6 separate regions of the Homo sapiens genome follow, and all the other regions are linked to region 5. A link is a contact called in ENCODE Hi-C data. All regions are on one chromosome and are shown on one strand. The core of a region is the stretch at or near the end of the contact, and the rest is flanking DNA. Distances in the headings are between cores, read along the strand shown.

Region 1 (4,073 bases), core at 315-2,814, 1.5 Mb after region 5:
TTTAAGTTCCAATTCAGAAAGCACATAAAGGTCAACTTATGACCACAAACTAAATGTTAAAAGAACTTAAATTATGTCTTTCTTAGACCTTACATTTTAAAATGTTAGAAGATCCTTAAGAAAGTGTTACTCATCAGTCTTTTAAATTCCTATATGGTCCAATAAACCACCACTTAGAAAACATGCAGGCACATTCAGAAGCACAATAATATGGGCCATTAATTCTCAACAGTCTATTTCTGATGGAATGGAGTACAAAACTCAATTGGTATTTATGTATGGGGGAAAACATCCGTAAATTTAGTCGACTCTTTCCTAAACTACTACTCAGCCTCAAAATCTTTTCGGAGGCAAGCTGCTAGCGGGGGAAAAGAAAACTGAAATGAGAAAAACTCATCTCCTTGTGGCTGTCGAAGCAGAAAAGCTAGTTGACAGTAATGGTTTAGAAATGTTGGCAGCTAGGATCTACTACCGTAAACAGGTTGCCTCGGTTACTATGTCACATTTGAAAGAACTTAGTTAACCATGGCAGACTGGACTGCGGGAAACTACCAAATTATGTGTAACTTCCTATTTTTGTACCTTAAAAAGACTCCCTTTTAAGAAAAAGCCCTTAACCTCATTATTTCCTTCTATCTGCAGCATTCCTGCTCTCCGCATATCCCTCACCGTGACATCCTCGAGGCTTATGAAGATGCCGTCTCCCATTCTGTAACCCTGCTTTAGCCGCTACACGGGCCCCTCTTTCCTCCCCACCATTTTCCTAAACCTGCCTTGCCCCATAAAAACCATCCCGGTGAAGGGCCTCCCCTACTTCCCAGCAAGGCGCACTTTCTCTCTTCTGCAGCAGAAAGATCTGGGCCTTCTGCACTTACTGCTTTTAGCCTCCTCAGGGGCAGAGGCTAGGGACGGGGACAGGGCCGGAGCCTGGGCCAGGGCAGGGGCTGGGGCTGGAGCCGAGGCCGGAGTCGGAGCCGAGTCCAGAGCCGAATCCGGGGCCGGAGCTGGGACCCCAGCCGAGTCCCGGGCCGGGGTCGGGACCTGGACCTGGGCCACCTCCACCTCCTCCTTCTCCAGGGGCAGCAGCTCCTCCTCCGCCATATTCTCCATAGTTACCGCCTCCGTGCCAAGCCCGCCCGGGGACCCGGAGCGGGGCTCACGGCGGGGTCAGAGAACTGACGTGAATGCCCACAGGGCTGGATCCAAGGAGTGGGGAAGCAAGTGGGGAGGGCGGGATGCGTGCAACAGACAAAAGATGAAGAACCAGTGACCAAATCCTGTTAGTAGAAAACAGAAAGCCAGAGGCAGCGATTCCAGATGCCCGTCCGCTTCCCTTTCCCCGAGGCGTTACGACGCCACCACAAACTGCGCAGAAGCGTACTGGGGACGGCGTCCAATTGGGTAAGAGGGTTCGGTTTCTACGGTGCGTCTCCGGCCCACCGGCCAACCACCAAACCGAACAAAGACTACAGCACCCAGGATACACTGCGCAGTCTGGGGGCGGGGCCGGAGTTCAAGCCTCGGAGGAAGTAAATGCAAATCTAAGCGAGCGCTGTGGGGCGGTGAGTAGGTAGTGCGGATGCGGGCGCAGAACTACGTTTCCCAGCAGGCATACAGTTGGTGGGGCGGGGTGTGTGTGTGTGTTGGGAGGCGGGGGTCCCTCTCCTTTGGCTTGGGGCTCCGGAGTTGCCACTGCCGCCGGCGCTGGTAAGGTAGGAACTGCGGGGTGCGTTGACGTTTTGCTGGGCAGGTTCCCCCTCGTCCCCCGCCCCAAGTATACTGGCGGGCGGGCGGCCGGCCGGACTGGGGACTCAGGAGTCACACGGACCTGGGCGGGGCGACTCTGTGGGCGGGTCCGGGGACGAGCCAGCTCCGTGGAGGGTGTGGTTCTGGCCCGGCTTGCCTCCGGGGCTGCCCCTTGCCCGGTGTTGGGGTCTGGTCGGTTCGTGCGGAGCCCGCGGGCCCGCGGCGGTTTACTAGCAGCTGACGAGCTTGCCTGTCCATCCAGCTGACTTGGAATTAGGGTCTGTTCTTCATTTCGCACCCTCACCTACACCGTGACCCGAACACTCTTTTCCTTTGTTTTTATTTTTGCTTTAGTCTTCATGTTGCCAGTATCAGCAGTTCTGCGGTGTGGCCAGTGGATAGAAATTAGTTGTTTTGCTCTATTTTGCTTTGTTTTCAGGCTTTTAATAACCAGAGCTCTGAGTGGGTAGAGCTTCGGGGCATTTAATTTTGATGCGTTTCAGATCCCCAAAACATATGCTAGCGAGTCCCCTGTCCCCCGTACTTCTCTCCCCTTCACTCTTAGTGCCTACTTGACATTCGAGCCTTTCTTGTTTCTTTCTTCTGTCCCCCCGCGATAAATCCACTGGGACAGAAAGGAGAAAAACGTGAACTTTCTGGCTGCCCTGCTTGGGCTTGGTCCGAACCTTCTAGGCATCAGGGCAGGAGAGGGAAGCCCAATTTAGTCTCAAGAACAAGACGCGCGCTTCCAGTTAGCTTTTCTTAGTTAATTAAGTTGATAAACGCCAATCTTCTTGGTCTATTTGTTTCCTACTTGTTTCAGAACCCCGGGGAAGAGATAGCATGATTATTTGGCACTTTGAAGCACTAACTGGAAATTAACTCCTCCCCCTATAGTTAAGAAGTATATATCTGGAGGGGTGTGTGTGTGTGTTTAACCTCTCCCCAGTTTAATGGGAACAGATTATCCCTGTGGAGCTTCTGTGAGTTATAGTCCTAAATCCCTTTTACTGATCGTCCCGTACAGCTTTTATCTAGTATTCCTGAATGTGTAGTTGACTCATGGCTCAACAGTCAATTAAAAATGGGATAACACTGACTATAACTTACAGAAATGCTAACTATATCTGTGCATCATCCAATAATTCTTGTTCTCATTTCTTTTTTTTTTTTTTACTGTCGTTCATGATGATTTTTTATTTCTAAATGACTAGATGGTTAACTGAAAGCTAGATTCAGTATGTTAATGTCATTTAACACCAGCTGGAAACCAGATTAAAAGGGTCAGATTTTAGTGTCTGGATTCTGTGGGAATTTTTGTAAGAATTTCTAAGCATGGTCTGTGCTTGTAAGACATCCTGAAGAAGGAATCGTCAATGTTTGAAGAATTAAATAATGTTATTCATCTATTGCTACTGCATAAGTTATACCAAAACATAGTAGCTTAAAACAACAGTAAACATTTATTACTCCACAGTTTCTGTGGGTCAGGAACTCAGAAATGACTTTCTGGGTTGATCTGGCTTTGGGTCTCCTGAGGTTGCAGTGAAGATATGTGCCAGGGCTGCTGTCATGTCACTTGATTAGGGGTGCAGGATCATCAGCTTCAAAGGTAACACACTCACATGCCTGGCTGTTAGTTGGTTCTGGTTGTTGGCAAGATGCCAGTAGTTCTTCCCTTGCGAGCCTTTCCATGGGCTGTTTGAGTGTCCTCATGACACTCTGACTTTCCCTAGAGTGAGCAGTCCAAGACAGAACAAGGCAGACGTCATGATATCTTATATGATTTAGCCACATACCACTATGTAGCAGTAATATCTTATTGATTACACAGGTCAGCCTTATTCATTGTGGTAGCAGATTACATTAAGTGCATGATTACCAAGCATCAGGAATCATCAGGAGCCATCTTGAAGACTGGCCAGCACATGAAGTCTCCCCTCATTTATGTTTTGATTTGCATAAAATCAATAGGAATTTCACACTAGTATGAATATACAACATTTGTCCGAATAAACATAAACATAAGTGTTTTTCTGGGATAGTCCACAATACTGTCATCCACTAACAGTATTGACTTGGTCCACAGCAGGGCTGGAAAAGTGAGACGGGGATGGGAGGTGGACAGAGGAACTACAGTGAGTGAATTGGAAGTGGTTCAGAATGAAAGAGTTAATATTCCAAGGAAGAAGAATTCACTCATTTATTCACTCAGTAGGCATTTATGAGCACCTAAGTTTTTAATACGGCACACTCAAGGAGCTCAGTGTCTAGTAGAAAGACAACCATACAAGCAAGTATGTATGTAGACATTACTGTGTACCAAC
Region 2 (4,486 bases), core at 1,822-4,321, 1.7 Mb after region 5:
CTGGAACACTTCACAGGCCAGTCAGAAAGATAAAACAAGCTGTGAAATAGCTTAAGCAGAAAGGAAAAAAGGTATGATAGCAAATATATTCCAGAAACTGCAGCTATTTCAGTTTCAATAGATTGTAGATTTGCAGGATGCATATGGTAATAGTGGGCGAGGAAGTAAGAGAGCCTAATTCCAAGGTTTAAACAATGCTAAGCATGGAAAGTAGGTGAAGGATTTAAACAAGGAAGCATAGGGCATCCTAGCAGAAGTGTGGGGGATGGTCTAGAGGAATGAGTAAAGCATGGAAACAGGGCAGTTAAGATTCTGTACACCCATGCTCCTTTAAGGCAGTGAGGACTTAAGATATTTTATCTTAGATATGTGGCATCCTTATTAACATCAATTATCAAAATTAAGATATGTGGCATCCTTATTAAAATCAATTACCAAAAAGCATAACACAAAGTCGTTTATAGTTTGCTACATGGAGAAGGGAAGGAAGGAAAGGAAGAATTTGGTTTGAGACGTTCTAATGCTGAGGTATCTGCATGTTAATAACAAAAATATAATAGTATGATGTTAAGTATAGGTTCAGAAACATTTACAAGATATACAACTTGTAGTTTACAAGTATGTATTTTCTGTTGTTTTAACAAAAACCCAGAAATCAATCTCTTACTCACAATACTTCAATCTACACACACACTAGCACATGCACATGACATGGTGGGAAGACCCCCAACCTTTAATAATTCCTACTTGCAGGATTTGACTATACAATCGCACTGCTAAAAAGTGGATGAAATGACTTACTTAGTGTTACTTCATCTTAATATCAATTAAGATACTTCCTTAACAGGAAAACATTTATATTTAAAAACGTATTTGCAAAACTACATTTAATTACCATCTAACAAATCCTTCAAGCAAGAAAAAATCCCACCTTCCAAAAGCAAGTAGCCAAAAAGACACTAATTTAAAACTAAGACTAAAACCTGAAATGTTTTGTCTTGGGGGGAAAGTTAGAAAATCAACTACAAATTAAGACAATGGCTATAGAAATTAGTATCTATTAGTTAACCAGAGATATCATCTATTAGGAAAACACAGAGGAAAACCATTCCAGGGCTCTCTTTGGTCAGTGGCTCAAGTTCCGTTTACCTCTGGCTACCAAATTATAAGCTTGATAAGCAGCCTGCCAGCTGGCGTTAAATGATACTAGTCTCAATTCAATTCTAAAGTCCATGTTTACCTCACGTCCAGACTTAACAAATACAACTACTCTTTCAGTATCTTTAAGACAGAAGTGTCAGCAGGCTTTAGCCTAAAAGTAATCATCAGTATTTTGTTTTTCCTAAATCAATCACTGGTGCTAGAATTATTAAAAGAAAGCATGGCCTGTGGCAGTCTAGTCCATGCTGTACTTATTCATCTGTTAAGAGTGGTACTAGGCTTCCAGAGTTGTCATCTATTAGTAGACAGAAGACCACGACACACTCAACGAACAGCTTGATGCCAAGGTGTTCTAACGCTCCATCACTGCACGCTCCATCACAAAAATGCGCCCTTTTGGACATCTGATTTCTCCTTGAAATGTCAGCTGTCTCAAACCAATAGATATGTCCACTACCTATTGGGGGAAAAAGTAAATGTAGTTCTCAAGTAGTGGTTCAAGTTACCCTAGGTTCAACCCTCAGCCTGATACCTTCCTATCATCAAGAGCTTATAATCAGAGACACTTAACCAAAAGCGTGGAGGGACGGAAAAAGAGCAAATCTTGCCACTGATTTCTTTCATAAAAAAGAAAGAGCGTCCCAGGCCTTCCTCCTCGCGCAGCCAGGCCGGCGCCCACTCCGCAGGCTGCGAGGCGAGGCCCCCAGCACCCGCACACCCCCGCCCCGGATTGGCCAGCCCCGCAGTCACTCAGTACCGACACGTCAGGGCAGCCGCTCCCTCCCTCCTCCCGCCCCCTTCTCCCCGCGCTTGGCAAGAAAAGCGGGCAACGTGGAGCGGGAACAAAGGACCCCGCGGCCCACGGCGATCGGGGACTCCGTGCCACCCTACTCCAGGCCCGGGGCTGGCTGCCCGCCCACACGAGCCGAGTCTCGAGAGCTCTTCCAGAAGAGAATCCCAAACCCCAGGCAAACCCGAGGCGAGGCGTCCGTTCCTGACAGCAAGAACGGGGAGTCCCGCGCCCTCCTTCCGGCGGGTCATCCCCGCCCGCGGCGCCCTAACCCAGGCCCCCCAAAACCCTTCGAACAAAAAACTCTTGTTCCTCCCAGCCTGCCTCACCCGCGCCAGTGTAGCAAAGGGGCTCCAGCCTCCGCGCTCTCCGAGGCGACCGGCGCCCGCTCTCGGCCGCCAACGCAACTTGGCAACCATGGCAGCGCTGGAGCGCGGGCCCAGCGCGGCGCGGGCTTCACGTCCCAGAGGGCGGCGGCGGCCGCTTGGGGCTGCCTCCCCTGATGAGGACACCGCTTCCGCGCCTCCCACCCTCTTCCCATCCGCCGGCGCCATCCCTTCTTCTCGGATTCTAGCCGCGCCGTCTCCCTCATCTGTCGTTCGTAGAACCAGCGCGTATTACCTGGTTCATCTCTGAAGAGATGGAAACATTCATTTCTAGAGCTTCGATGGGAAGCAGGAGGAAGCGGGCGGGAATCGGCCCAACGGAAAGCGCCAGAAGGCGGCGGAAGACGGGAGCGGTCAAGTAGAAGGACGAGGGGCCAGTCCGTGGAGACTGAAAGGAAGGGGGAGCGCCACCGAGAACTCGCGGGAACTCGCTCGCTCGCCGATACAGCCGCGCCGAAGCAGCAGGCGGAGAAACTGCGCCCAGCAGCTCTGAGCGACCGACCTCCACGCGCGACCGGGAGACACTGCCTCCGCCGCCGCCGACCGCTCGCGCCGCACCCCCTCGCACGTCACCACGTGCGCTGCCGCCGCCGACGCCTCCCAGCCCGCTTCCGTCTCGAATCCATCTGCAAATCACAGGCGAGCTCCATAAAGATCCCACTCTAAGCCCCGCCCCACCCGCGGCCCCGCCCACATCCCGCCCCGCCTTCCTCCCTGGTCTACTGGGGTTCCTTCCTTCTCGGTGTAACTAGGTCAGCGCAAGGTGATCCTGAGGAGATAGGCGGCGCTCGGGGGGCGCCCTCGTTCCTCTTATCGCGCCTTTGTCCCTCCCTCCGTTCCTTGCCCCGCACCCTCACTTTCGCCGCCCTGTGCGTTGCCTGTCCCGGAACTGGTTCCCTCAAGCCGCCCTCACCTGTTCTGACTTCCCCTCGAGGCACAATAGCCTGAGAGATCAGACGTGGGAGATTAGATTGCTCGGCGTCAGACCTACTTCTAGGCAACCCCCCCTAGACTGGAGCTGCTCGTCGTGGACATTAGGATCTAGTTGGGCATGAGCCCTTAACTTAAGGGTCGGGGGGGAAGTGGCGGGTGCGGAGAGGAGGCGTGGAGAGTGTGAGGAAGAAGAGAGGCACTCTGAGAAGAAGTCGAACAACTAACCCCTCATTTGGCCTGGTTTGGGTGAGAAGATTGAGTCACTTGGGGAAAAAAATATTGGAGAAGTCAGAGAAGGTGTAAATCAGTGGTGCCACAAACACCAGTTTACTTCCACTTTTCACCCCCCGGGTCTGTTTTGTCTGCGTGCAGCTCTCCTCGTGTCGGAGACGCTGAGTCAGTTCTCTACTGGTCTTGCCCTCTTCCGGAAAAAGAAAACACACCTGAGAAGTGGTAGTTCCTATCCTAACCTACTGGGGCCCTTTATACCAGGTGCCAAACTTCATTATCCACCCCACCACCTTGCCCGGGAGGGAGATCTGTGAAAGCGAAACGTGATTTAAGCTGGGATCTGGCAGCAACTTCGTGGACTCTGAAGGGCACGTGGGAAAGGAGTTTTGATTGAAGGTGAGGGATTTAGTGAGGTAAAATTATATCCAAATTAGAGTTTGGTAAAGGCTTCCAGGTTAATGTCCTGTTAACGCTTATCCTGATTTGTGGAGGACACTTAAGCTGTCTAGGCCTAACCTTGTGTTTGATCACTCACCTTAATTTGTAGACATTCTAGGAGCTCTTTGTCAATGCCTCTTACCATTTTTATCATTAACTATTTATGCTTATAGAAGCAGGAAAAATAAATTGTGGGAGCCTTCATCTGCAATAGGTTTACAACTTTTTTTCTAAAATCTTGAGGCAAGGAGACTTATTCCCCCGCCCCTTTTTTTCTCACAGATTTCTTGTATGTCTCCCTCGCCCCGCCCGCACCCCGTCCCCCCGCCCCCGGACAATTAATTGTAGGAGGAAACAAGAACTAAGATGTCTATTCGAGTGATTTTTTATATCTTTCTTAAGGAGAAAAAGACTGACATTTGACACTGTGCTCTTGTTTTGTCTTGCTGATAATAACTGACAGCAATGTTTACTTTTCTTACAAATGAAACTATCAGGGTACGTACTTTTAAGCTCTTTAATACAATGGGTTTCATCCTTCCAGTGG
Region 3 (4,361 bases), core at 530-3,029, 1.6 Mb before region 5:
TTTATAAACTTGAAAAAAATGACTCTTTTATAATAAGTTTAAAACATAAATACATTGTACAGATACACAAAACTTTTTTTTCTTTATATCCTTATTCTATAAGCTTTTTATATCTTAACTTTTTAATTTTTAAACTTTTTTGTTAAAAACAGACACAAACACACACATTAGCCTAGGCTTACAGAGAGTCAGGATCATCAGTGTCACTGTCTTCCACCTCCACATCTTGTCCCATTGGAAGGTCTTCAGGGGCAATAACACACCCGGAGCTGTCATCTCCTATGATGACAATGCTCTTATGGAATACCTCCTGAAAGGCCTGCCTGAGGCTGACAGTTAACTTTTCTTATAAGTAGAAGGAATGCACTCTAAAATAATGATAAAAAGTATAATACAGTAAATATATGAACCAGTAACAGTCGTTTATTATCATTTTGAAGTATTATGTATTGCACATAATCATGTGTGCTACCTTTTTATATGACTGGCAGCATGGTAGGTTTGTTTACACCAGCATCACAACAAACATGTGAGTAATACATTGCGGTACAGTGTTACAATGGCTTTGTCGCTAGGTGATAAGAATTTTTCAGCTCCATTATAATCTTATGGGACTAATGTCATATATGTAGTCCATCGATGATCAAAATGTCATTATGGGGCACATGACTATAAATGTACCTCTTGAGGACTGGCCTTTCTGACAGCTTTTTTTTTTAGTTTTGAGGATCAAACCCTTGGGGCCATTGATTCATTGGATCATTCAGCAAATGATCAAATGGGTAATTTGCGGTACAATCTAAGCAAAGGAAAACCTGAAGATGTCCATTTCTTCAAGGAAGCTCTAATCTGGAACAGCAATAAATTCTCTACGCAAAAGAGAAACACTCAAGGCAGTAAGGTAACAGCTCTGAAAGTGCTAAAAATATGGAGGGGAGCGAGCGATAACTTGTATGGTCACCATTGACCTTGCTGATGCAGAAATAAATCATCTTTACTCTTCATTCTCTTGAATTCTCACCTACCCTGCCACCTCATCCAAAATTTGTTAATTCTATGTGCAAAACATCTTTCAAATCCACCCCTCTCTCTTCATCCTCACTGCCCCCATCCTAGTCCACATCAATGCCAGTCTTCTGATTTTCCTGTCCCTAGTCTGATCTTCTCCCAATGCACTCTGCAGAGTGACCTTTATGAAATGTAGATCTGATTATGCCACGTTCCCACTTTAAAAGCCTCTAGAGGTGTGAACCTCTAGAGTCTTCTAGAATCTGACTTCCATTCTCTGTCCAGCTTTATTTCTTGCTGGACTACTCTATGCTCCAGCCATATTGGTCAAAAATTGTTTTAGTTTCTGGAACCTATGGTGATCCTCTCACCGAGGCCTGCTATTTTCTCTTACTGGAACTCTGTCCCCTCCCCTGGGCACCCTCCCGCCTCTGGCCTAGCGAATTCCTTCCATCTTCCGGTCTCAGTTCCTCCAAGAAACCTTCTCACCTAACCCGTCCGGTCAGGGTACTTTCCTTACCTAACACCCACTCCCTCGTTTACTTCTCTTTGGCTGGACTGAAGTTGGGCAGGGCAGGGGCTAGTCTGCCTTCTTCTGGGCCCAACCCTCCCGGCCGGCACCACAGGCATTACAGGTACTCTGTGCACTCAGGCTGCGCAGACCCGCAGCTTCCTATCCTGTAGCTCACTTTCCTCTGAGGCGGGCTGGAGGCGGAGCTTGTCCGCTGGGGGTGGGGCTCAAAGCTGGGGCGGGGATACGGAGCAAAACTTAAGAGGAAGATGAGAAGCCTGGTTGGCCAGGAGGCTTATCTGTCAGGACAGGGGGCGGGGCCTGGGGGGCCGTACCTTTGCTTACCGCGAGTGGGCGGGGCAGGTTTTACCGCCGCGGCCCATCAGCGAAGATCGCTGAGCGGCGCCCGCCTTGCGGGCCTCCAGGACCCGGCCGCCGCCATCCGGTGGGAAGCCGGGTGGCCTGCGGGTGAGGGGGGCGAGGCGGACGGAGGGCACCACACCCCCCGGGGGGCGGGGCGGGCGGAGAGCACCCTACATCCGGGAGCCGGGGCGGCGCCTGGAGAGCGGAGCAGGCAGCGCTTTCTGCCCGCTGAGTGGGTCAGGCGCCGCCCCCTTGTGGTCTCGGCCTGCGGGCAGCCCTTTGGAGCGCGCGGGAACCGGACGCCCGCCCGAGGAGAGAGGATCCAGGAGACCACTCCGGGCGGGATCCGCGGAGCCTGGGGCCGGGCGGTTGGCCCACATTATAAGAGGGCCTGCGTTGCTTCTACCTCAAAGGCTTTAGGGTGTTTGTTAATTCCCCGCCCCCCAACCTGATGATGCTCCAGGTATTTACAGGCAGGTGCCCCATAGGCTGTTTACTGGGAAGCAGAATTGGTGGACTCCGTTCGGGGATATGAGGAAAGATCCATAAGCAGAGAGAATAAAGCCTTTGCACTTACATTTTACTTCTCTTATCCCTCACCTCTACCACCTTTCCCCTTGACCCCCAATGGGCTGCAGGTCACATCATCTTGTCCTTGATATATTCAGAAAATAGAAGCCCCTCAAACAACTTAGAAGCAGTCCCCGCATGTCACCAAATAATAGACCACAGCTGGCATGTGAATGCTACCAGTTAGAGATGTGTAGTAGTTTGTAATTTCCTCATGAATAGTTCAAACTAGAGATTTCTAAATTATTACTAAATTTTAGTATTAATCTAAATATTGTTAATAGATTTTTGTATTATTACTAAATGCATAATCTTTGGAGCAGAAGTTGTGGGAAAAGAAGATTTGGACAAATACCTGACAAGTTACCCGGTATTTTACTTTCTTTGAAGCAATTAAAGAGGTCTGTGTCTTGTCTTGAATAATTAATTTACTTAGGTTGCTGTTTAAAATGCTTTTAAATTTTCAAAACACATCTGTGAGGAGAGGTCTCCACATCTTCAGTTGAAAACTGGAAGAAGCAAAAGGAATAGAGTGTTTATCTTTGAAAAAAGCACACCTAACTAAAATAATAATAAAAAATATGCAGGTGGATAGAAACTCAACAGCTTTCTTCATAGGGTTTGAAACCATAACTGAAGGAAAGGCTATCTGCCATCTCCACTTTGTCTGCTTCTTCAGTCATCTCTCATTATTCAACTTACCTTCTAGTCAGGTCAAATTACAGTTTCTCCAGACTCATATTGCTTTCATATATCTCTTTGTCTTTGTACATAATACTCCTTTACCTTCCTAATGCTTATTTTACCTTCGAAATTCAGCCAATGTATCAACTCTCCTAGAAAGTTCCATTATCTTTCCTCCAAGTACAGGTCTTTCCACTGTACTACCATCGAGTTCTGGGATGCTTCTCCTTGGTGGCATTTTTTATACCGTGATATAATTCTCTCTTTACTTATTCCTGTATCAAGTTGTTAGGGCAATGCCTTTATCTCAATATTCTGTAAATGTAGCATGGACGGATTGATGATGGACAGACAGGTGGGCGAGGGAATAGCTACAAGGATGGACATATACGTGGGAGAAAAGGGACGGACAAATGTATAAATAGATGTTTTAAGGTTGGGTAGGTGAGTGGATGGAACTAAAGCTTGGAGAGTAAATCTTGATGAAGACTTGTTGGGAAACAAGAAGATCTTGATATGATGAACTCAAGGAGGTTGATGGAAAGGGGTGGGGGATAGTTGAGGATCGGTCATTGAAACCATTATTTCTTTTGGAAAAATATTGAGAAAACATGTACTAAAGTTAATAAATGCTACTTTGTGAGGAAAAGATGATATTAGTTTGATATTCTTAGTATTTAAAGTGTAAAGGACTAACATTTCCCTCTCCTATTTAGTCTCCATTTCTTTCTTAATCTCTAGTGTAAGCATTATTTAAAAGTTATTTGTTATAGTAAATATCTGGACATTCTCATCAGTGTGGTTATTCTTAAAAGTTGTCGGCAGGGTGCTATGGCTCACGCTTGTAATCCCAGCACTTTGGGAGGCCGAGGCAGGTGGATCACGAGGTCAGGAGATCGAGACCATCCTGGCCAACATGGTGAAACCCCGTCTCTACTAAAAATACAAAAATTAGCTGGGCGTGGTGGCGTGCGCCTGTAGTCCCAGCTACTCAAGAGGCTGAGGCAGGAGAATCGCTTGAACCCAGGAGGCGGAGGTTGCAGTGAGCCGAGATCGCGCCACTGCACTCCAGCCTAGGTGACAGAATGAAACTCCGTCTCAAAAAAAAAAAAAAAAAAAAAGTTGTCTAAAGTATTTTATTGTTGTTGCCTAAACTAATTGACTTCTGTGCTTTTGGTCCTTGAAAACACTGTTTTAATAGTTACACTTTTTTCTGTAATAATAC
Region 4 (4,246 bases), core at 743-3,242, 1.4 Mb after region 5:
TTTCTACAAATCATCACTTTTCTCAACATCAATTGAATTGCTTAATCTAACCACACATCATGATTTTCAAAGGCATTTTAATTAGAGCAAAAGTTCTAAATTATGAACACCTGTCTTCCTTTAATTGAACTACACATGCACTCGTCATGAAGGAAGAAGGGAGATGCTTCTGCAACTGCACTGTTTCTAGAAAGTGGACTTTCACAAGAAGGGAGAAGCAGAGCTTCCCTGATTATTTTGATTTTGTTGTTGTTGTTGTTTTGTTTTGTTTTGAGACGCAGTCTCGCCGAGACACCCAGGCTGGAGTGTCATGGCGCGATCTCGGCTCACTGCAACCTCTGCTTCCCAGGTTCAAGCGATTCTCCTGCCTCAGCCTCCCGAGTAGCTGGGACTGCAGGCGCGTGCCACGACACCTGGCTAACTTTTTTTTGTATTTTTAGTAAAGACAGTTTCACCATATTGGCCAGGCTGATCTCGAACTCCTGATCTCAAGTGATCCGGTGGCCTTGGGCTCCCAAAGTGCTGAGATTACAGGCGTGAGCTACCACACCCAGCCTTTTTTTCTCCCCCCACATTGGAGGAAGAGTTTAACCTTGAAGGGCTTGTAGAGTCAGATAACTGTCACTTGTTATTTAAAGTTATAGATAGTAGGCAAAAGCTTTCAAGCCACTGAAAAAGAATAATGCTTGTTTTCTTTGATGGATTGTTAGGTAGCATATATAATGTGCTGTATTTAACACCTGTCCTTTTTCTTTCCACCCATCCAAGGCGTCAAAGGCCATCTTAAATCCCGGCTCCTCAGGAAATCATCCCCAAACACACCAGCTGGAATTGATATTTTTCTTTTCCAAATTCCTATGTAAATTCATGTCATTTATTTGGAATTGCTTATAGAGAGTTTCAGAGCGTTAAAGAACTGGAAAGGACCTAGGATTCAATACAATTCTCTCATCTCGCAGACGAAGAAAATGAAGTGCAGAGGAGCTACGCAATCTACGTAAGTCACATAGACACACATTGGAGGCTATGAACCTAGTTTGCCCAATTCCCACTGCAGTCCATTGGTTTATGCCTCTATGCCTTCAGATTTACGGTCTGGTATTGCTGGTTATCTTCTCAAGAGAACATGACATCTCAACAATAGTACATATAGAGATCAGGGAACTTTCAATTCTTCGTTACTTCTTCAGCTCATAATTTATATGCATTAAATGTCGGATAATTTACTGGAGACTAACTGGCTGTGTTTTAGGTAATGATTACATCTATTAATCTATTACTTCGTAAATCCTCAAGTTCAGAAGGTAACACTGGAAGGGGCCAAGGAGGTAGGAATAAAGCAGCAGCAAGGTAAATAGTAAGAGCTGATGACCACAATCAGAATGTTAAGCTAAGTTTAGAGTGGAAGGTCATTTTCCCAGGAGCAATTACACTTGCAGTTTTATCCTGCAAGGATGAAAAGTGTATGTTTGTTGTACGAGAGCGGAAGGGTGCCGAAGTTCATGTGAAGTTCTGCAAACCAAAGCCTGATGAGGATTTCCGCCGGGTGGGACAGGTTTAAGAGGACGAACTCATGAGAAAGAAGTCTGAGCCCAAACCCCAGAAGCCGGCCAGGAAGGTGTAAAGGGTGGGCCGAAGCCAGGGCAGAAGAACCCAAGCAGAAGGTTGAGCACGAGGTGGCTGCGCCGTCATCCGGGCGTTGCCCGGGGGCTACGTCGGACCGCGGTGGGCGCCGGGGGGGCGTGGCCGGCCAGCCCAGGGCGGGGCGGTGGCGCGGGTTCTCCAGGCCAACACGCGGCGGCGCACCCTCCCTCGCGCCGCGGGCCTCCCCGCGCCGTGCACGTCCTCGTCCCGCGCCTCCGCCCCTCGCTCGCTCGCTCCTTCCCGCCCTCCCCGCAGCGCCGGCCGAGCCGGCTTCCCCTCAGTCTCTCATGAATATTGAGCGGCCCCTGTTGTATTTCCCGAGCTCCATTGCGGAAGCTGAGGCTCGCCATATTGTGCGGCGGCGCCGGCGTCCGCGGCAGCTGATACCAGAGTCTTGCTCCGGCCGCGGCCAGCGGAGCCCTGGGCTGGGGCAGGAGCCGGTGAGTGGGGCGGGCGGGGAGGCGAAGGACGCGGAAGCAGCGGGCCGGGACACGCGTCTACTCGGCAGCGTTGCAGGCGACTGACGGGGGCCCCGGAGTGTGGGGGGGGTGTGTGTCCGCGGGGGTGTGAAGGGACATGGCGCCGCCGCCGCCCCCGGCCGCTCTCGCGGCGGAGACGGCGGGTGAAGCGGGTTCTCATTGTTCCCGTGTCTTCGAGGGTCGTGGGAGGGAAGGGAGCTGGTTTGCGGAGGACCCAGTCAGCGAAGCGCCGGGATTCCTTCCTTCGCCGCGAGCCTTTCGCTGCCCTTTCCTCTGCGCGGAGGCCGGCGCTGCGGCGCGGTCCCCTCGCCTCCGGGGGCGGGGGCCCCAGCCTCTCTGCAGCCCTACTCCGGAGGCGGACGGAGTGGAATGCGAGTTTTTTCTCTGGGCTTTCGCCTCGCAGCTAGGGATGTGTGTCTGCATCGTGGGGGTGGGGTAGGGGGCACTTTGTGCAGATATCGCTCCTTCCTTCTGGGGGGTCGGAGTCGGGGTTCCAGTGTAGAGGAGCTCCTCGACCTCGGGGTTCCTCGGGGAGACCCCTTCAGCTTCACACATTCCTGGAGTGCCGCCTCCTGCTCTGGAGTATCTGTTGCTGCTTTCTAAAACCGTGAGCTTACCCAGGAGGAGTCGTGGGGGGAGGGGGTGTCTTGGTTAGTTTCTGCGGGAAGATTCGCGTTTTGAACCGTGTCGTTTACGCTGAGATGCTAGTACCCACTTTTGCCGGGAGCCCACGTCCTGCTGGTCAGAATCGTTTACCTTCTACAGAAGTCTCCTTCTTGCTTTCAGAGATGGTGTTAGTAAAAATTGATCTCAAACTTTGAGGTTCATTCCAGTTATTTGCCCGCTAAGATCAATTATAGACTCATCTATTTGAAGCCCCTTTGGGTATCTTTTTCGAGGCTGTCGGAAGTTTTAGAGAATGTAACTTTACATTGTAAAATGATTTGAAGATGTCAGGTTTCTTTGAAGTGCCGTGAAAAGGATATACATATGCACTCAGTATTTTAGTAATACGCTGTTTTTCAATTAAAAAAATTAAGGCATGGTTTCAGTGTTCTAAACCGAGGATATGTTTAAAACGAATGTACGAGCGATTTGCATTACATAATCTACTTTTGGTAATTCCAAGATGATCAGCTGGAATACTTAGTCTAATTGGTAGCTAATCTATCTGTTTTGTATTAAGTGCAGTTGTTGAATATTCTAATAACTGAGGTGGGTGTGAGAGTTTGCTTCTTATAGTGAAATTTGATCCTTGGATTTATAAAGTATTTAAATAGCAGCAATATGACTCTTGGTTATTCCCTTTTTCCCCTGAAATTTCTACTTTTCACAATCAACAAGTATCTTTAAAAATCTTGATTGTACTCTTAAACTACTTTTTAGCAAAATAATAGGTAGTTATAGGTGACTCCTTTTTCTAGGGGTAGCACAGCAAATATGGTCCCTCACTTTTTGTAAGGATTGTAGTTATTTTCCTCAGGTATCCTTGTGGCATCCACATTTGAGGTTAATTATAGTAGAGGCAGATTTACGAAGAAAAATTGCCCGAGTCAGGCCAATCCGTTTGAGTATTTGAAAAATAAGCTAGTTGTCCTAAAGTGTGTTGCATAGAAAAATTTCCAGTTACAATCACTAACATAATGTAGACCATGCAGACTTTCAAAATACTGGGAATTTGGAGTTTTTCTCTGCCTGTGTGAAGCTCCCAGGTTTGAATGGATAGAAATATAGACCAGGTCAGCAAACATGTTTGGAATTTTATTAGTGACCTACAGTTTGTGGTGTCACGTCTGTGTCTCTAATCTGATTTATTCATGATTTGTGTTTATATTATGCAGACTTTGGAGTAAAGGTGATATATATGCCTAATGAATAATATATAACCAGATGTTTCAGTGACAGTTTCATTTCTATACATTAGCAAAGAAGCATAATTTCTTCCAGCAAGAGAAATGAGTTAATATTAAAACGCACTTTATTAAAATTATGGCAGTGTTTCTAGTATGACTTAAAGCGCTTCATAATTTTGAAATGACTCATTAAATTCTGGATAAACTAAAAATCCATCACAGTTTGCAGCTTTTAAAAGAAAAATAAGAGATTATGTACTCTGCGCACGT
Region 5 (4,153 bases), core at 1,369-3,868:
TTAAGGGTGTAACAGCAAAGGATGGCCCCCAGGAAAGCATTATAACCACTGGTTCTTATGACTTGATTTACATATAAAAAGAAAATTACTTTGGTCACTATGTTCAATACTGGAAATTCAATGTGTTGGTTTCCAGGATGTTAATCAAAGGCAAAATATCAAAAGCAAAATAGAACATTAGACTTTTTTTTAATAAAGCAAAGACTGTTTCACCCTTGGTTCTAACTATCAAGTGAACACCTTGATAGTCTTTCATTTCCCAGTGAGATACATATGCAAACATTACCTAGAGTGGTGTTAAAGAAATCCTAAAATATATATCAGAATTATTAGTCCCCCAAATGAAATAACCTATTATCAACCAAAATATGTCTTTTCCTGTGATTCTAATTGAAAAAATAAAGACCAAACTTTTGCTAGAACCATATTCTGTATTATCTGAAATGCTGGTAGAACATGCTGGCAGATTAGCAATCTGAATGATACACATTAGCAATCTCTCAATATTGATGAAAAGAGGCATCACAGAAGATGTAATAATTCATATGTCCCTTAGGTGGCAGCTTAATTTTTTGCTTTAGATATTTTCTCTCATATTTCACAAAGGTTATTCAAACTGTGTTAGACCATACCTATTAAATTCAGGCTCTCTTTGAAAGCACTAGTGAGTTAGCAAGCATGAGAAACAGAAGGCCAATCAGACTGTCAGAATGTACAAACATTCCCCTAAAAGGAAAACCACAGAGTTCACTTGTTCCTCCAACTCTAGTACCCCACCACTAGGGCTGTCTTTCCTGGCTGTATGTAACGGTAAGAAGAGACAGTATCTTTATATTTTAAGATGAACTGATCAAAAAGCAGATCCACTGATATGGATACAGCAGTACCATTTAAAAGTCACCACAAATTACCTAAAATACACTGGGGTTTCATAAAACACCATCTATCCATCACAAATAATGTTTTTAGGAAGCATGTTCACCATTTATTTTCTAAAGAAAAAGTTCTTACACAAAATCTCTGGTTGACAAGCTGTTATTTTCAAGGCTGCAGGGATTTCTAGAGAAGCATGCCTGATGTAGATTAGCTCATTTTTTATAACTCCAAGCACTTAAGTATTTAAATAATGCAAAAGAGCAACAGCTAATTAATTGTGAAAGTTGTGGCAAAGCACTATCTATATATTGATAAATGTCTAATGCTCTATTTAGGTGCCTTTAAAAAAGGATATTGTTGCCATTAAATATTTTCACTCTCATATTTCCCCACTATAACAGGACATTGTTGAGAGTCTTCCTTATGAATACACCCAAGAATTAGAAATGCATACAAATTCAGTGTCTGAGATTTTCTAAAACTACAGCTTCGGTTTTTTTGCAACATTTACATTTTTCTAAAAAAGATGTAATGCAAATGCGAAGCCAAAGTTATGAATATTCAAATATGCAAAAACAGAAACCGGGAACTGACTGCCATATTTTAACTAAAATGGAAACAATTTTAGGATTACAAAAATGATTCTGCTTTATACGAATGACTCATCTTCTATCTTATTCATTGGGGTTTATTTTAAATATTTCCAAGGATTCTCCACACGCATTCCCCGTTGTTTTTTCTATTGTCCTTTTCTTAGCAGGTAAAAGGCTCCAAGCTTCCTTCTAGGAGTTTTGTATTTTTTGTATTCATTCCCCTCCCCCAGTTAACAAATTCTGTACAATGTATATTTTGCCAAATCCCCTTCTTCTTCTTCTTTTTTTTTTTTTTTTAAAAAGGCCAATGGGCTGAAAGCACAGGGACCCTCAATTTTCGAACAGTCCCATCTCCCCCCGCCCCCCGGTAAGGAATAAACTACCTTAACGCTACCAATAACAAAAACACAACAAAAAACAAAACCACTAAGGAAAGATGCAGGTTCCCCACAATCAGAAATTTCTGGAGCTAATGTGACCCCAGGAAATCAGAGTTCTAGGAAGAAAAACTAAGGCGCTCGGCACCAGCCTTCCCCACCAGCCGGGGCCGCCTTCCCCAGCGCCGCGAGGGCGCGGCCGGCGGGACCAGTTCCCGAGGCAGGCAGGCACTCGGGTGCAACCTGAGGAATCTGGGGGCGTGGAAGGCGCGCGGGGGAGGGCAGGCTTCCAAGAGTGGGACCCTCGCGTCTCCTGCCGACTGGGTAGGAAACGGGGGCTTCCCCCTTGCCCTCTCAGAGCGGGCGATCCCAAAGAGACAGGTTAAGCCGCAGGTTGAGAGGGCAGCTCCGCGCCGGTGCCCCGCGGATCCTGCAGGCTCCCGGGTCCCAGGAGAAGGGCGGGCTGGGCTGGGCTGGGGTGGGGAGGGCGGTGAATGCAAGGATATTGCCGCAGGCAGGAGTCCACCTCGCCCTCGTCGGGCCCGGCCTGGCCGTCGCCCCCATCTTCTTCGTCCACGAACTTGTTCTCGTCATATTCATCCACGTCCACCTTCCGGAAGCGGGCCGACGACACTGTGTTCTTCGACATCCCAATCCCGACCAGCGGCAAAGGCCTCTTCTTGGCGCTGCCTCTACCTCAGCAAGCCCAGCCCAGCAACCCACTACCCGGCGCCTGATTCACTTCCCTCTTCCGCTCTGAGGCGTCGCCGACTGCCGCGGCTCGGACCGTTCTGGGCCTGCGCGCTAGCCCCGTTTCTTCCTCCTCAGGTTCGCGCTCCCTTGGCGCCTCCCACGCTGCCCCTGCTCTTCCACGGAGAGCGCGCGCGAGGGAAGGAGCGCGCAGGACACAGCGCGCAGGCGCGGGCTCTCCGCAGGCAAGGGGCGGGGCTGGGCGAAGGAGGCGGGGGCGAGAGGGAGGGCCAAAAGCTGGACCGCGGGCAGAGGTAAGAAGCGATTGGTCGTCCGATTGCGTCACGTGATTCTCGGTGGGGGGGTTCCCATAGAAACGCTTTTCTGCGGTCCAGTCTAGGGGGTCTCAGATTGGCGGGGATGGGCAGCAGCGGCAGGTGGCCTTGGCTTTTGCTGCAGCCGTCAACGACCTATCATCGGGGTCCTGCGTAAGGTCCGGCTGGCTGGGACTTGGCTGTGGGTGGGATGGACTGGCTGCCGGACCGAGTGCCCTGCAGTTGGTAGGAGTATGAGGCAGAGTGATGCACACCCGGGCGCCCAGCATCGTTCTAATTGCCGGAGACATTGCCTCAGACTGTGCGCTGCTAGAGGCTGCGTTCCTGAGCAGGAAGCCCGTTTCCTGGGATTGGAACTACCCTTCTTGGCCAGCGGGAAGTCCCCAAGGACGGAGTCGAAAGGTCAAATCTTATCTGTCAGTGCTGTGTGACAGCATCGCAACGGGATCTGCAGAACCTGAACTCGGTATCAAATCTATTGGGAGGGAGGGGAACGTGTCCGGGCAGGCGCTGGGGTCGGGTGGCAAAACTGGGGTGAATTTGTAGAATTTGGGAAAGGGTCATTGACATCTTAAAATAGGTGGTCGTTTGGAGCAAGAATGCTCGAAAGGGGTGAGGGTAGGTTAGGCTCTCTAGTGCTGGGGGAAAACAAAATGTGGAAGGATTGGTGGAAACCAGACCTTTAAGATTTATATTATGATTTGAGATTTATATGATTCCATCTAGGCCAGATTTAAAAAAATATTTGACATCCCCATTTCTGGAATGTAGGAGATAAAGGCACTAAGACGAAGGAAATGGTAGTTGTGCTGTGTGTATTACACTGAAGAACAAATATTTGCAGGATAAAATTAATTTGGACATTTGGCTGGACACTGCTCGGTATGGGTCCAGTTTAGTTGGACCTCGAGCAGAAGACTGGCTGTTGCCCTGTTGTGTACCACAATCTTTGGTTTCCAGTGCTGTGTTGAAAAGAGCACTAGGCTTAGAATCAGAAAACTCAGGCTTAAGTGTTGACTCTTCCACTCATAATGTTTGAACGAGACATGTCACTTAAAATTCTGTCTCAGATTCCTCATCACTGAAATGGAGCTAATAATGTGCACTTTACAAGATTGTTCTTAGGATTATATATCACGAAAGTGTTTCCAAGCTCTAAAATTCTACATAAATGTAAAATGCATGTTGCTTGTACCATTGGTTTTGGGACTAGTCTTATAAATTTCTTAATGATATATGGTGTTTTATCTCCTTCCTAGAAGAGATGGAAAGATTCTGAAGG
Region 6 (4,499 bases), core at 1,137-3,636, 1.0 Mb before region 5:
TAGCACTTAATCAAAGAAGCTTTGAGTGTAAATTGGGATTCTCTGGCAACAGAGCAGCAGTATGAAGAAGGAACAATGTTCTCAGTCTTCTGACATTCCACCTGGCAACGAAGAGAGGTGCTTTGTAATTTTACAATAGGGAGAAAACACTTGAATCAGAGAAATTAATTATATTAGCATTTTTTCTAAATACATATATTTATTTCTTATAAAACTTTTAAATTACAGAATATTATAAATATATGTAAATTCAAAATAAGAAAATTATTTCTCTAGTCCCAATGCCCAGAAACAGCCAATGTTAATATTTTAGTGTATTTCTATATATTTTTTAAGACATTTGGAATTATACTCTGTAAGTAACTGTATCCTACTTCCTTTCATTTAATACCATACTATAAGTCATTTCCTGTGTTATTGCAAAGTCTTGTAAAACATTTTTCATGACTATGTAATATGAAATCATACAGTTGTTTCATTTCTCTATTACTGAGTGGTTTTCAAAAATAAGTTTTAAAGGGTTTTTTAAAATTAAAAATTTAAAAAATCTAAATGATGTTGCAGCAAATTCAGCTTATTTTAGTTTATTTTCTTTCGATAGATCTTATGATAGATTTCATATGATAGACTTCAAAGAATTTAATGACTATTCAAAAGATATGATTGTATTTAGGATTCTTAACCTATATTAACAAATTGCTTTCAATGTCATATAAATATATTCTTACCAGAGATAGGTGGCTTCCAAAAAAAAAAAAAAAAGACCATGAAAATATGCACATCAATTATTTATCAATAAAAAAAGAAGAACCCTCATTCAATAAGAAAAATATATTTCTTGGCTTTTTTTCCCTTTGCATTTCTTATGTCACCAGGAAGGTTGATCACTGTGTTTGCTGACTCTGTGCATGTCCTCTTTGTACAACCCTGTGCCCCTATTTAAAGTACAGACAATATCTGACTTATGTTTTTTGACTTTGATTTATGATTTTTTGACTTTGCAGTGGTGGAAAAGCAATAAACATTCAGTAGAAACCACACTTCAAGTACACATACAACCATTCTGTTTTTTATTTCAGCATAGCATTCGATAAATACATGAGACATTTAACACTTTATTATAAAATAAGCTTTGAGCTAGATGATTTTGCCCAACTGTAGCCTAATGTAAGTGTTCTGAGCACATTTAAGGTAAGCTAGGATAAGCTATGACGTTCAGTAGATTAGGTGTATTAAATGTGCTTTTGACCTACAATATTTTCAATTTAGGATGGGTTTATCTGTATGTAACCCCATCATAAGTCAAGGAGTATCTGCAGTAGTGAAAAGAGCTTGTACTCTGACCTTAGGGAGATCTAAGTTTGAGCTTGTGGCTGTGTAATTTTTTACTATTACTTCCTGTAACCTTGGATTGTTGAATCTCAATTTTCTATTTCCTGAAATGGAGACAAAAATAAATACAGTCATGTGTGTAAAGTACATTAAAGTATGGAGTGTTGCAAATATTAGCCACTCAATGAATGTTAGAGCTAATTATATCCCGTTATGAAAAAATAAATTGCTTAGTGAATTCTATTCTCCCTACACATGTGCATATAGCTACTACACGAATAGGCAACTGGCAGCTATCAATTTCGTCCAACTGTCAATCAGATCTGAGAATTACAGATCCAGTTCAATCATCAGACAGCCCGAAACTGTTACCTGAATATTTAAATAACTGCATCTGCTATAGAATTCACGAAGCAACCCTTTTTCAGCAATCTCACCACTCTGACAGTTTCAAAGCCTCAGAGGTTAATTGATTAGCCTCTTAGAAGTTTAATTAATTGTGCAACACATACACGATCACCAGGCAATGAAATCTTTGAACCAAAGTGTTTGTGTAGACCGTCCCCATTACAATCAGATGTGAGGTGGGCTGGTATAAACAAAGGAGCCGGGAAGGAGAGGAAATATCAAGGAAGCCCTGAGTGACGCATCAGAGTAGAGAAGAGACGAGCCTGCGGAAGTACTCCAACAGACAATCCTGCTTTCAATTTCACTTTCTCTGTGCGACCTGAGTAAGTCGCAAAGAGATGCCTGAGAAACTGAGGACATGGATAAATGACGTGTGGACTCTGACAGAACTCTGGAAGGGCACTGGAGGAAGATCCTTCCGGGCAGCCAAGGGCTGGGAGCTCCCCTCCCACTTCCCAAGTCCTCCAGCCCCTGGCCTCTCCAGTCTCCAAAGCCCAAGAATTCTTCAGGATCGACTTATCGAGGTTTTCTAGCTTTCCTCCTTCTGCCTGCCTTACCTGCTCAACTCAGACGTCTCAATTATTCCTTTGGCAGCCGCAAAGCCTGGAAGACTGCTTGCAGCCCGAGCAGTTTCCTCCTGCTGCGTCACTGAGTCAGCAGGGCGGAGCCAAGAAAGGAGTGAGGAGTGTGGGAGGGAAAGCAGCCACAGGCTCACTCTGGCACCAGGAGCAAAGCTTCTACTTGCACACCTTCTGGAGGAAAGCAATAGCCACTTTCTGTCTGCTGATGAGGAATGTGATGCCCGGGGTCATGTCACTCACCTCTCAGTCTTGCAGCCTTTCAGGTGGCAGCAGCCAACTGCATCCATCACTCTTGCATCCTTTCTTTGTCATTGCAAATTCTGGTCTTCTTGGAAGAAAGGAATGGAAAGTAAACACATATTGAGCACCTATTGTGTTCCAGACACAATGCTTTACATGCAGCATGGTCCCAGTTAACCCCTGACAATCTTGTTGATTATGAAACGCAGGCTCATAGAAGCTAAGTAAGCCCAAAGCCCAAGCCCTGTCACCTTTCTCAGCTCACTCAACTCACAGCTCTGAGGCAGTGCGGCCTTCTCAGAAGGGTACCGGACTGGCAGTCTGGAGACCTGATCCTACAGCCAGCTCTGTGGCTGCTTAGCTGAGTGACCTCAGGCATGTGATTTAACCATGTAGGGCCTCAGTTCTCTCCTATAACTTGGTTTTGAAGGTTCCTTTCTGCTCTACAAGTTCTGTTCTTGACTATCTTCCTAGCAATGAGCTGTGTACTGTGTACTTAGTGCTGTAGTGGAAAGTATTTCCATCCCCAAAGAATACCCAGTCTTGCTGGGGAGACAAAGCCCTGGGACTTGTGAACAACAAGTAGTGCATGGTCACTTGACGACCACCTGTGTCACACCATCCAGACCCGGGGCCTCTACCACCCCTTATACACCAGGGATTCCCAGGCCTCGCTCTCTAACCCCAGCCTCTCTGCTGAGCTTTAGACCTACAAATCTTGAATATGTGTCAAATGGAAATACTCATCTTTTCCTAAATCTGCCCCTCCTCCCACTTATTCCATCTCCACAGATGGCACCATCACCCGGAGGCCACCCCTCATCCTCATCCCAACACCAAGTCTCTTGCTTTCATCTACAAAGGGATGACCATTCGAGTCCTTGTCATCATTTATAGCAAGAAATTGATGACTTGCTTCCTAGCCCTTCATCCATTGTTCCACCCTGCATCATTGACCCACCATCATTTTCAGGACAAAGTTCAAAAATCCTTAACCCATTATTCATTTAATTAATACTTGTTGGACAGGCGTGGTGGCTCACACCTGTAATCCCAGCACTTTGGGAGGCCAAGGCAGGCAGATCACCTGAGTTCAGGAGTTCAAGACCAGCCTGGCCAACATGGTGAAACCGCGTCTCTACTAAAAATACAAAAAGTAGCCAGGTGTGGTGTTGTGCACCTGTAATCCCAGCTACTCGGGAGGCTGAGGCAGGAGAATTGCTCGAACCCGGGAGGTGGAGGTTGAAGTGAGCCAACATAGTACCACTACACTCCAGCCTGGATGACAGAGCAAGACTCCGTCTCAAAAAAAAAAAAAAAACTTATTGAGCACTGACTATGTTACCAGTGACTATTCTGCATATCTGGCATAGAATGATTTACCACACCAGTTCCTCACAGAGTTCTTCTAGGAGCTTGCATCTTAATAGGCAGAAATAGATCATAAACAGTTGAAAAACCCAACATATCATGATTTCAGGTTATAATACAGTCCCTGCCTGTCCCTACTCCTCATGGGCATCATCAGTGCTAGCCTCCAGTTCCTTGTCACATTATGTCATATGCTTCTACCTCTATATCTTGACCTATGCTGCCTTGCTACCAGAACTAATGATATTAGTAAGAGTGATGAAAATGTGGATGATTCTGTTAATAATGACAAACATTTACATAGCTCTTTAATATGGTCCAGGAACTGTTCTGAACACTTTATATATGTATTAAATTATTTAATCTTATCCTTATGATGTATATACTATTTTTGTCTCCGTTTTGCAGATAAGAAAACTGAAGCATAAAGTGGTTAAGTAACTTGCTCTAAGGATTTGATCTATATCACTGAACATCACAGAGAAACAGCTTGTCCCCATTCTTTTCTTTTTTTTTTTCTTTTCAAGACGGAGTCTCACTCTGTCACCCAGGCTGGAGTGCAGTGGC

The links. A loop is a pair of places that touch in the nucleus more often than their neighbours do. Pooled maps may share reads with other maps.
Region 1: a map of CD8-positive, alpha-beta T cell shows a loop between it and region 5 (8-fold over the local background). The contact joins the promoter of SWT1 here to the promoter of ARPC5 in region 5. A Hi-C loop is called at or near these places in 7 of 168 maps with a recorded cell type or tissue (CD4-positive, alpha-beta T cell, CD4-positive, alpha-beta memory T cell, CD8-positive, alpha-beta T cell and 2 more), 6 of 37 single-sample maps with no recorded cell type and 23 of 50 pooled maps.
Region 2: a map of naive thymus-derived CD4-positive, alpha-beta T cell shows a loop between it and region 5 (8-fold over the local background). The contact joins the promoter of CBSLR here to the promoter of ARPC5 in region 5. A Hi-C loop is called at or near these places in 2 of 168 maps with a recorded cell type or tissue (CD8-positive, alpha-beta T cell and naive thymus-derived CD4-positive, alpha-beta T cell), 2 of 37 single-sample maps with no recorded cell type and 18 of 50 pooled maps.
Region 3: a map of tibial artery shows a loop between it and region 5 (27-fold over the local background). The contact joins the enhancer-like site here to the promoter of ARPC5 in region 5. A Hi-C loop is called at or near these places in 5 of 168 maps with a recorded cell type or tissue (B cell, CD4-positive, alpha-beta T cell, CD8-positive, alpha-beta T cell and 2 more) and 9 of 50 pooled maps.
Region 4: a loop to region 5 is called in a map of CD8-positive, alpha-beta T cell, with 6 times the contacts of the local background. The contact joins the promoter of RNF2 here to the promoter of ARPC5 in region 5. A Hi-C loop is called at or near these places in 4 of 168 maps with a recorded cell type or tissue (CD4-positive, alpha-beta T cell, CD8-positive, alpha-beta T cell and naive thymus-derived CD4-positive, alpha-beta T cell) and 9 of 50 pooled maps.
Region 6: a loop to region 5 is called in a map of CD8-positive, alpha-beta T cell, with 6 times the contacts of the local background. The contact joins the promoter of RNASEL here to the promoter of ARPC5 in region 5. A Hi-C loop is called at or near these places in 2 of 168 maps with a recorded cell type or tissue (CD8-positive, alpha-beta T cell and psoas muscle) and 5 of 50 pooled maps.

What each region holds. Positions count from the first base shown.
Region 1 is chr1:185,155,603-185,159,675 of GRCh38, forward strand. It overlaps SWT1 (SWT1 RNA endoribonuclease homolog), which reads left to right and starts at 1,565. Exons shown (of 19, transcript NM_017673.7): 1 at 1,565-1,712. It overlaps TRMT1L (tRNA methyltransferase 1L), which reads right to left and starts at 1,351. Exons shown (of 15, transcript NM_030934.5): 1 at 876-1,351. The coding sequence starts at 1,110. RefSeq lists enhancers at 439-1,344, 1,188-1,297 and silencers at 848-1,097, 1,838-1,957.
Region 2 is chr1:185,314,381-185,318,866 of GRCh38, forward strand. CBSLR (CBS mRNA stabilizing lncRNA) reads left to right here and starts at 3,072. Exons shown (of 4, transcript XR_007066771.1): 1 at 3,072-3,897. IVNS1ABP (influenza virus NS1A binding protein) reads right to left here and starts at 2,863. Exons shown (of 15, transcript NM_006469.5): 1 at 2,573-2,863. RefSeq lists enhancers at 2,189-2,802, 3,452-3,551, 3,802-3,881 and silencers at 2,292-2,351, 2,812-3,121.
Region 3 is chr1:182,027,957-182,032,317 of GRCh38, forward strand. No RefSeq gene overlaps it. Among named protein-coding and RNA genes, the nearest start is that of ZNF648, 32 kb to the right of the region's middle. RefSeq lists a silencer at 1,772-2,161. Within about 2 kb of position 1,780, at least 30 of the 41 ENCODE cell types and tissues checked have a DNase peak (open chromatin) inside an H3K27ac peak, as active enhancers do; they include B cell, CD8-positive, alpha-beta T cell and tibial artery, where a contact is called at or near this core.
Region 4 is chr1:185,043,566-185,047,811 of GRCh38, forward strand. It overlaps RNF2 (ring finger protein 2), which reads left to right and starts at 1,993. Exons shown (of 7, transcript NM_007212.4): 1 at 1,993-2,084. RefSeq lists a silencer at 1,623-1,882.
Region 5 is chr1:183,633,165-183,637,317 of GRCh38, forward strand. ARPC5 (actin related protein 2/3 complex subunit 5) reads right to left here and starts at 2,619. Exons shown (of 4, transcript NM_005717.4): 1 at 2,353-2,619. The coding sequence starts at 2,495. It also overlaps a transcript of RGL1 not described here. RefSeq lists enhancers at 1,815-2,315, 2,313-2,592 and silencers at 1,903-2,121, 2,073-2,132, 2,213-2,262, 2,743-2,902.
Region 6 is chr1:182,586,870-182,591,368 of GRCh38, forward strand. It overlaps RNASEL (ribonuclease L), which reads right to left and starts at 2,387. Exons shown (of 7, transcript NM_021133.4): 1 at 2,298-2,387; 2 at 1-101. RefSeq lists an enhancer at 2,103-2,262.